Regions from separate parts of the Homo sapiens genome. Here region 2 is linked to region 1. The links are chromatin loops, found by intact Hi-C in ENCODE. Cell type or tissue: thyroid gland. All regions are shown on one strand. Links, peaks and the distances in the headings refer to the core of each region. The heading gives the core; the rest is flanking DNA. Region 1 has its middle 17 kb from the start of LINC01992. Region 2 has its middle 21 kb from the start of LYRM9.

Region 1 (4,392 bases), core at 196-4,195:
AGCTCTCACATGAACTCAGCGAGAACTCACTTATCACCAAGGGGATGATACTTCATTTATGAGGGATCTGCCTCCATGATCCAATCACCTCCCACTAGGCCCTGTGAACATTGGGAATCACGTTTCAACATGAGACTAGGAGGGGACAAACATCCAAAACATATCAGCTACTGGATTATACTCTTTGGGAATGGAATCCAGCTCTTTGCGTTCTTCACATGCCCACCAGATGATTCTAATGCAGCTGTCCTAGCACCAGCCTGTGCCTCTAAGACAACTTTAGAGAGGCATTGGTTCACAGATGTGGAGGATTCTCTGGAACCTCCCACATTCATTCTGGAATCAGCAACTTCATGCCCCACACTCAATCCCTATCATGCCATCAGAGCCTTTTGTCCTACTGGAGTTTCTGATGTCACAGACAGTGGCTTAACACTATAGTCTGGTGTCAAAACTGACCTGAGCATAAATCTTTCCTCTGCCACTTGCAAACTGAGTGGTCTTAAGTAAGTTGTGACCCCTCCTCAAACTTCAGCTTCTCATCTGTGAAACAGTGATAGTAACACCTACCTCCCAGAGTTGCTGTGACAACTCCTTGAGATAGCATGTGTAAAGATTTGCAACTCGAGATTTGTGTACATGATTGTTATATGGTAAATCCTGGCTCATTTTCTTGCCTTCCAGAAGTAGGGTCAGTTCAGTACTCGTAGGAACTCTTTTTTTTTTTTTTTTTTTTGAGACGGAGTCTTACTCTGTTGCCCAGGCTGGAGTGCAGTGGCGCGATCTCGGCTCACTGCAAGCTCTACCTCCCAGGTTCACATCATTCTCCTGCCTCAGCCTCCCAAGTAGCTGGGACTACAGGTGCCCGCCACCACACCCAGCTAATTTTTTTGTATTTTTTTTAGTAGAGACGGGGTTTCACCGTGTTAGCCAGGATGGTCTTGATCTCCTGACCTCATGATCCACCCGCCTTGGCCTCCCAAAGTGCTGGGATTACTGGTGTGAGCCACAGCACCCAGCCAGGAACTCTTAATTGGGACTTTTCCTCCAGGTGTCCTAATACCAGAGTACCTATGTCAGCCCACAACCCAATTTAGAGAAGAAAGACCCCAATTTAAGAATGTATGGCCCGGCACCATGGCTCATGCCTGTAACGCCAGCAGTTTGGGGGACTGAGGCAGGCAGATCACTTGAGGTCAGGAGTTTGAGACCAGCCTGGCCAACATGGTGAAACCACGTCTCTACCAAAAAAAAAAAAAAAATACAAAAATTAGCCGGGCATGGTGGTGCACACCTGTAATCCCAGCTACTCAGGAGGCTGAGGCAGGAGAATCACTTGAACCTGGGAAGCAGAGATTGTAGTGAGCCAAGATGGCATCACTACACTCCAGCCTGGGTGACAGAGTGAGATCCTCTCTCTCTCTCTCTCTCTCACTCTCTCTCTCATTCTCTCTCTCTCTTTCTATATATATGTATATATATGTATATACATACACACACACACACACACACACAGACACACACACACACTTTGGCTTTATGTTAAAATTTGAGAATCTGCTCCATTTGCTAATGTAAGTATGCTTCAGTTTAGTTCTCTTAAATAAAGCAAAAGCTACTCCCCATGGCAACAGTTATGGGACTCCTCCCATAGTCCACGCCTGTCTTGGGGAGAAGAGAGAGAATTATTTAAGTGACATGTTCTCAAAATAAGGCCAAAGAACAAGCTCCCCAAAATGTGCCCTAATTCCCTTGATAATTTGTGAAAAGCTGAGGCAGCTACATAAGCATTTTCCTAAGACATGGAAAATAAAGCCAGGGAGAATGCAACTATAAAAGACATTAATTTCAACCCAGAAGGGGCTCATTAAAAAACTTTAAAAAGTTATACTGTTTTCAAAACATAAGCTTTATGTCAGAACCAGCCTCAATAGATAACAATGAAGCCTTTCCCAAAAAGTGGTGATACAGGTTTAGAAAATGTATTTACCTGAGCAGGCTTGTCTAACCTGATTTGTTTTGGAATCAGATGCCTTCAGGTACCTTCTGGTATGCCAAGCCTATGGACTCTGGCCTGAGTACTTGAAGCTATGGCAAGAAGGGCAAGAAAGGAAGGGAAATCTTGATCAGAACCATGGGCAGAGGCCAGGTTCTGGAATTAAGAGTTAAGGAAGTCCTGGAGGAGGAGCTGTCCATACACGTGGTGCTGATGACCCCAGCAGGTTGCCACTGTGAGGCTACAGGGAGCAACAGTGCATCAAGCAATCTTGGAGTCCTGGGAGAGTCTTACCTTGTGAATTTATGTACTTCAAATGGGGTTTAGGGTATTCATAGATCAGGATGGAATGCACTCGAATCAGGTAAGGCCATCAAAGCCTGCTGTCCTTGCTCTGCCCAGACGTAGAATATGACTCACAAACACCACAAGGAATTGCAGATATCACATCCCAAGAATCTCACAGAGGGAATGAGGTATAAAATTGGCATTTTCTGAGCACCCAGCTGCCTGTGTTAGACTCTTTACTTCCAATAATTCATTTTAATTTTAAGATACAGGTTCTTCTTCTTCTTTTTCTTCTTCTTTTTTTTTTTTTGACAGGTTCTCACTCTGCCACTCAGGCTGGAGCGCATAGCTCACTGTGGCCTTGAACTTCTGGTCTCAAGCGATCCTCCCACCTCAGCCTCTCAAAGTGCTGAGATTACAGGCATGAGCCACCAAACCCAGTCCACTATCCTCAATTTTATTTATTTATTTATTTATTTATTTATTTATTTATTTATTTATTTATTTTGAGATGAGTCTTGCTTTGTCACCCAGGCTGGAGTGCAGTGGTGCAATCCCGGCTCACTGAAACCTCCACCTCCTGGGTTCAAGTGATTCTCCTGCCTTAGCCTACTGAGCAGCTGGGATTACAGCCACCCGTCACCATGCCCAACTAATTTTTGTATTTTTAGTAGAGACTTGGTTTCACCATGTTGGCCGGGTTGGTCTGGAACTCCTGATCTCAAGTGATCTGCCTGCCTCAGCCTCCCAAAGTGCTGGAATTACAGGAATGAGCCACTGTGCCCAGCCACTATTCTCATCTTAAACTGGGAAACTGGCCAGGTGCAGTGGCTCACACCTGTAATCCCAGCACTTTAGGCAGCTGAAGCGGGAGAACTGCTTGAATCCAGGAGTTTGAGATCAGCCAAACAACATGGTGAGACTCCCATCTCTACAAAATTTTTAAAAATTAGCCAGGTATGGTGGTGTGCACCTGTAGTCCCAGCTACTCAGGAGGCTGAGGCAGGATGATCACTTGAGCCCAGGAGGTTGAGGCTGCAGTGAGCCATGTTTGCACCACTGCACTCCAGCCTGGGTGACAGAGCAAGACCTTATCTCAAATAAATAAATAAATAAATAAATAATTAGGGGAAACAAAACTCAGAAAAGTTAAGCAAATTTATCCAGTGTTCCACAACTAGTAAGTGGTCATCATCCTCCTTAAACTGCAACCTCTGTATATGAAATATGTCTAACTTACAAGCTTTTTCCTTTTACCATGTGCAATTTTCCTAGGGCTGAAGCCAAGACCTTGGTAGAACCATGTCTATTTGTTGGAAAGGAGGGTGGCCCTAGGAAATCGACTCAGGAAGGAGGTATTTAGGCCAGAATCTGGAGGCACAACATTAACTTCATGGCCTTTGCTCTGCCTGAGAGGGGCATCAGTGAAAATCATGCTTACCTTCTTCCTCAACCAGGAACCCATCATTTGTAGTTACTAACAAGGTGAAGCTAACTCTGCCAATAAATGGAGGTGACTTCAATTCTGATATTTTCCCCAATAGGGAGCACAGGCAGCACTGAATATGTCCCAAATGAACTCATTTCTTACCTCACTCTAGTTTTCCTTTTGTCCTATCTGTCTCAGCTATTTCACTGACCCAAGCTGTAAATCAGACATCCATAACTGACCCTTTCCGCATTCTTGTTCTTCTAGCCTTGCCAAGCTCTCCTCGTCGGTGTTACCTCCATATATCTTTGCAATTCTTCCACTTTTCTCATTTCTACTGCCACTTCCCTGGTGGAGGTGACCATCATCTCCTGCCTAGACTATTGCAGTAGACTCCTCGCTGGTCCCCTTGCCTCCAATTTTGTCGTCTGCAAGTCTTTCAAAGTGATCCCAAATGCAAAGCTGACCATGTTATTTCCCCACATTTAACGTACTGAGCATAGTACAGTGGTTAAGAGCGAGAGCTCCAAAGACAAACTACCTGGTTTTTTATCCCAGCTCTGTCATTACTGTGCATCCCTGCACAAGTCACTTAACTTAGACTTCATAACTGTAGAATGGGAATGATAGTAATGATACCTTCTTCAAAGAGTTGTTCTTGAGGATTACATAGTACCAG
Region 2 (4,392 bases), core at 292-4,291, 94 kb after region 1:
TGGATCCCATTTTGCAAAATAATTCAGAACAGGCCCATGACCAGTACCCAGAAATGGCACTTAGGACTTGTGAGGCCATATGGAGCACATCTCTCAGCTTTAGCTTAAGATTTTTGGCTGTAGGCAAAGACTCCTTTTATGCAAACATTCCCATGTGAAACATAAATAGCCATCATAATAACGAATCTCCATTGAACACTGGCTGTATGCTGGGCACTGTTATAAGTGCATGGCTGGATGCTCGTCTCGTTTTTCCACCAACTCCATGACGTAGGTACAATTTTCACCACCATGCTATGTATGAGAACACTGAGGGCCATGGAGGTTAACTTGGTTAACTCACTCATCCACATGGCCAGTGAATGGCAAGCAGTACACAATGATGTCTTTTTACAATTCGAATTCTAGAATGTTAAATAGCACTGGGGACTGTCTATAATCGCAAACAGCAAAGGTCCTAGAGGCAAGCCTTCCTCCTAGCTGGAGAGCTCGCAGAGTCTGATGCTAGCTTGATAAAGATTCTGCCTTGATGTCTGATCTGAGGTGTTCAATTCCATTTTCTTAATGGCTGTCAATCAGTTCCCCACTGTGTCCCCTGAGGCTGGACCCAGCAGGGGTGTCGTCAGCACTTAGGAATATCATTAAGAACAAAGCCTGATTCGGGCTGTTTGTTTTTCCCCAGTGAGATTGCCCACCCCTCAACACAGTCAGGAATGAGCTCAGATGTCGCTCAGTGCTAAATGAATTGCTTCTGAAAGCACTGGGCTTTCCCGAGGCACCCGAGTCTACCAGAGCGAACAGAAATGACATATGAGTTCCAATGTCTGCAATCACTTTTGCTTCCAGGTGCTTCACCGGCAATGTCTGATGGAAATATAATGTAAACTGCCTTTGTCATTTTAAATTCCTAGGAACCATATTTTTAAGAAGGTGAAATTAATTAAAAACCTTTTTTTTTGAGACAGTCTTGCTGTGTTGCCCAGGCTGGACTGGAACCCCTGGGCCCAAGTGATTCTCCTGCCCTAACCTCCCGAGTAGCTGGGACTACAGGTGTGCACCACCACGGCCGGTGCTAATTTAAAAAAATATATTTAGCCAGGTGCGGTGGCTCACGCCTGTAATCCCAGCACTTTGGGAGGCTGAGGCAGGCGGATCATGAGGTCAGGAGTTCAAGACCAGCCTGGGCAATATGGTGAAACCCCATCTCTACTAAAAAATACAAAAATTAGCCAGGCATGGTGGCACACGCCTGTAGTCCCAGCTACTCAGGAGGCTGAGGCAGGAGAATTGCTGGAACCCAGGATGTGGAGGTTGCAGTAAGCCGAGATTGTGCCATTGCTCTCCAGCCTGGGTGACAGAGTGAGACTCCATCTCAAAAAAATAAATAAATAAAATAAGAAATATATTTAATTTAACACAATAATCCAAATATTACCATTTCAACATGTAATCTACATAAAAATTTATTTGGGCCAGCCGCTGTGGCTCATGCCTGTAATCTCAGCACTTTGAGAGGCCCAGGCAGGCAGATTGCTTGAGCTCAGGAGTTCAAGACCAGTTTGAACATCATAGTGAGACCTCATCTCTACAACAAATACAAAAATTAGCTGGGCTTAATGGTGCACACCTGTGGTCCCAGGTACTTAGGAGGCTAAGGCAAGAGGATTGCTTGAGCCTAGGAGGTTGAGGCTATAGTTGAGGCCATCCAGGGATGGCACCACTGCACTCCAGCCTGGGCGAAAGAGTGAGACTCTGTCTCAAAAAAACAATTTTTTTTTAATTAAAGAGGTACTTTACATTCTTTTTGTCATAGGAAGTCTTTGAAATCCAGTATGCACCAAGCACACAGCTCGGTCTGGAGTGGCCCCCTGTGGGACAGTGCAGCTCTAGACTGTCACACTTTCAACAACTTTATTCCTCGCACCAATGACTGGGGAGCTGAGTAGGCAGGGGCCAGGTTGCCTACTCTGCGTTTTGGATTTTGGCCCAAACGTGGAGAAAAGCCACTGACCCATTTTAAACAGGACAGTAGCGGGATCTGACCGCAGTTTTAAGATGATGGCTCTGACTGGTAACAGGATAAGTAAGTTGGGCCAGTAGGGGACTCTTTTCCCTCCTCCTCTCCTAACTCCACCATAAACACATAGAAATGACTTTCATTTTAAAAACTAAACTAGGCCGGGTGCGGTGGCTCACGCCTGTAATCCCAACACTTTGGGAGGCCGAGGCAGGTGGATCACCTGAGGTCGGGAGTTTGAGACCAGCCCGACCAACATGGAGAAACCCCATCTCTATTAAAAAATACAAAATTAGCCAGGCGTGCTGGCACATGCCTGTAATCCCAGCTACTCCGGAGGCTGAGGCAGGCAAATCGCTTGAACCCGGGAGGCGGAGGTTGCGGTGAGCCGAGATCAGGCCATTGCAATCCAGCCTGGGCAACAAGAATGAAACTCCACCTCAGAAACAAACAAACAAACAAACAAACAACACTAAACTAAACTAAATCAAACAGTGGGTCTGAGTTTCACATAAAGAAAGGCAAATAATCCTGAGGCAGAGATTAGGAGAGGTTAAAGACAGAGCAGAAAGATCCCAAGTGGATTCTGTGGCTGCTGAGAGGTGGGAGTGGGGTGGGGGGAGTTCCAGAATACAAACCCTAATGGCTTGGGGCTGGAGTTTTCATGCCTGGGCTGGGACAGGGACAAAGCTTGGGCTCACTTGAAAAGGGGACTTGGAACTGAAACCGTTTCATAAATGCAGGACCCTGAAAAGAATCCCACAGCCTCCAATGAAATGACCCAAAATATCTTCCCTCACCTACTCAGGGAGGAAACAAGAAATCTTGTCTTTATCTTGTGGATAAAATAATCTGTAAAAAATTAGAACAGCAATCCTGTGTCATGTAGAGAAGTACAGTGGAAAAATGGCACTATCTGAATAGTGTGGGAGTTCTCAAGTTAAGAGGGCAAATTGAGGCTGGGCACAGTGGCTCATGCCTGTACTCCTAGCACTTTGGGAGACCGAGGCGGGTGGATTGCCTGAGCTCAGGAGTGCGAGACCAGCCTGGGCAACGTGGTGAAACCCCGTCTCTACTAAAACACAAAAAATTAGCCAGGCATGGTAGCGTGCACCTGCAGTCCCAACTACTTGGGAGGCTGAGGCAGGAGAATTGCTTGAACCTGAGAGGCAGAGGTTGCAGTCAAAAAATAAATAAATAAAAAGAGAGCAAATTGGTTCCAGACCAATGAGTTAATGTGAGGCAGCAGTAGGAGGGGGAAACTGGTTAGGAGGCTCCTGCAGCATTCCCATTCTTGAACTTTAAAGTGCAAATGAGTCACTGGGGATCTTATTAAAACGCAGATTCTGATTCCTTACATCTAGGTCTGGGGTGGATTCAGAGATTGCACTTCTAACAAGCTTCCAGTGATGCTGGTTCCCAGTCTACTCTTTGAGTAGCAAGGCTCTTAGTGACAGACAGTGGTGGCTTGGACTAGGTTGGTGGTGGGATGGAGAGAAGAGGATAGATTCAAGAGAGAAGCTGAGGAGAGAATCAACAAGACTCACTGTTAAGGGGAAGGGAGAGTCAGGGATGGCTCCTGGGTTTCTAGACCAGGGCAGGAACGGGCTTTTTTAGGGGAAGGGACTGTGTGTGTGTGTGTGTGTGTGTGTGTGTGTGTGTGTGTGTGTGTCTGTGTGTGTGTGTGGCAGGACAGGAGGGATCAAAAATTCATGGAGAGGCAATTCCAAATACTGTGCCTTATCTCCTTTCTATACAAAAATGTTGATCTAGAACTAGAAATACCATTTGACCCAGACATCCCATTACTGGGTATATACCCAAAGGACTATAAATCATGCTGTTATAAAGACACATGCACACGAATGTTTATTGCGGCATTATTCACAATAGCAAAGACTTGGAACCAACCCAAATGTCCAACAATGATAGACTGGATTAAGAAAATGTGGCACATATATACCATGGAATACTATGCAGCCATAAAAAATGATGAGTTCATGTCCTTTGTAGGGACATGGATGAAATTGGAAATCATTATTCTCAGTAAACTATCGCAAGAACAAAAAACCAAACACTGCATATTCTCACTCATAGGTGGGAATTGAACAATGAGAACACAGGGACACAGGAAGGGGAACATCACACTCTGGGGACTGTTGTGGGGTGGGGGGAGGGGGGAGGGATAGCATTAGGAGATACACCTAATGCTAGATGACGAGTTAGTGGGTGCAGCGCACCAGCATGGCACATGTATACATATGTAACTAACCTGCACATTGTGCACATGTACCCTAAAACTTAAAGTATAATAAAAAAAAAATGTTATGAGCCATTCAGGACATAAATGATCTATTTTCCCAGTTTGGGTTCCT

Evidence for each region. Peaks named below come from ENCODE experiments on the same cell type or tissue, not always from the same donor. Only the 100,000 strongest peaks of a DNase experiment are listed, where the experiment ranks them.
Region 2: a loop joins it to region 1, with 2.6 times the contacts of the local background. A loop is called at or near these places in 2 of 110 quality-filtered maps.

What each region holds. Positions count from the first base shown.
Region 1 is chr17:28,006,494-28,010,885 of GRCh38, reverse strand. No RefSeq gene overlaps it. Among named protein-coding and RNA genes, the nearest start is that of LINC01992, 17 kb to the right of the region's middle. In thyroid gland, for the core only: no CTCF peak of the experiment used is centred there; a DNase peak (open chromatin) is centred at 2,185.
Region 2 is chr17:27,912,092-27,916,483 of GRCh38, reverse strand. No RefSeq gene overlaps it. Among named protein-coding and RNA genes, the nearest start is that of LYRM9, 21 kb to the right of the region's middle. RefSeq lists an enhancer at 148-1,005 and a silencer at 2,079-2,392. In thyroid gland, for the core only: a CTCF peak has its summit at 1,877; a DNase peak (open chromatin) is centred at 1,883.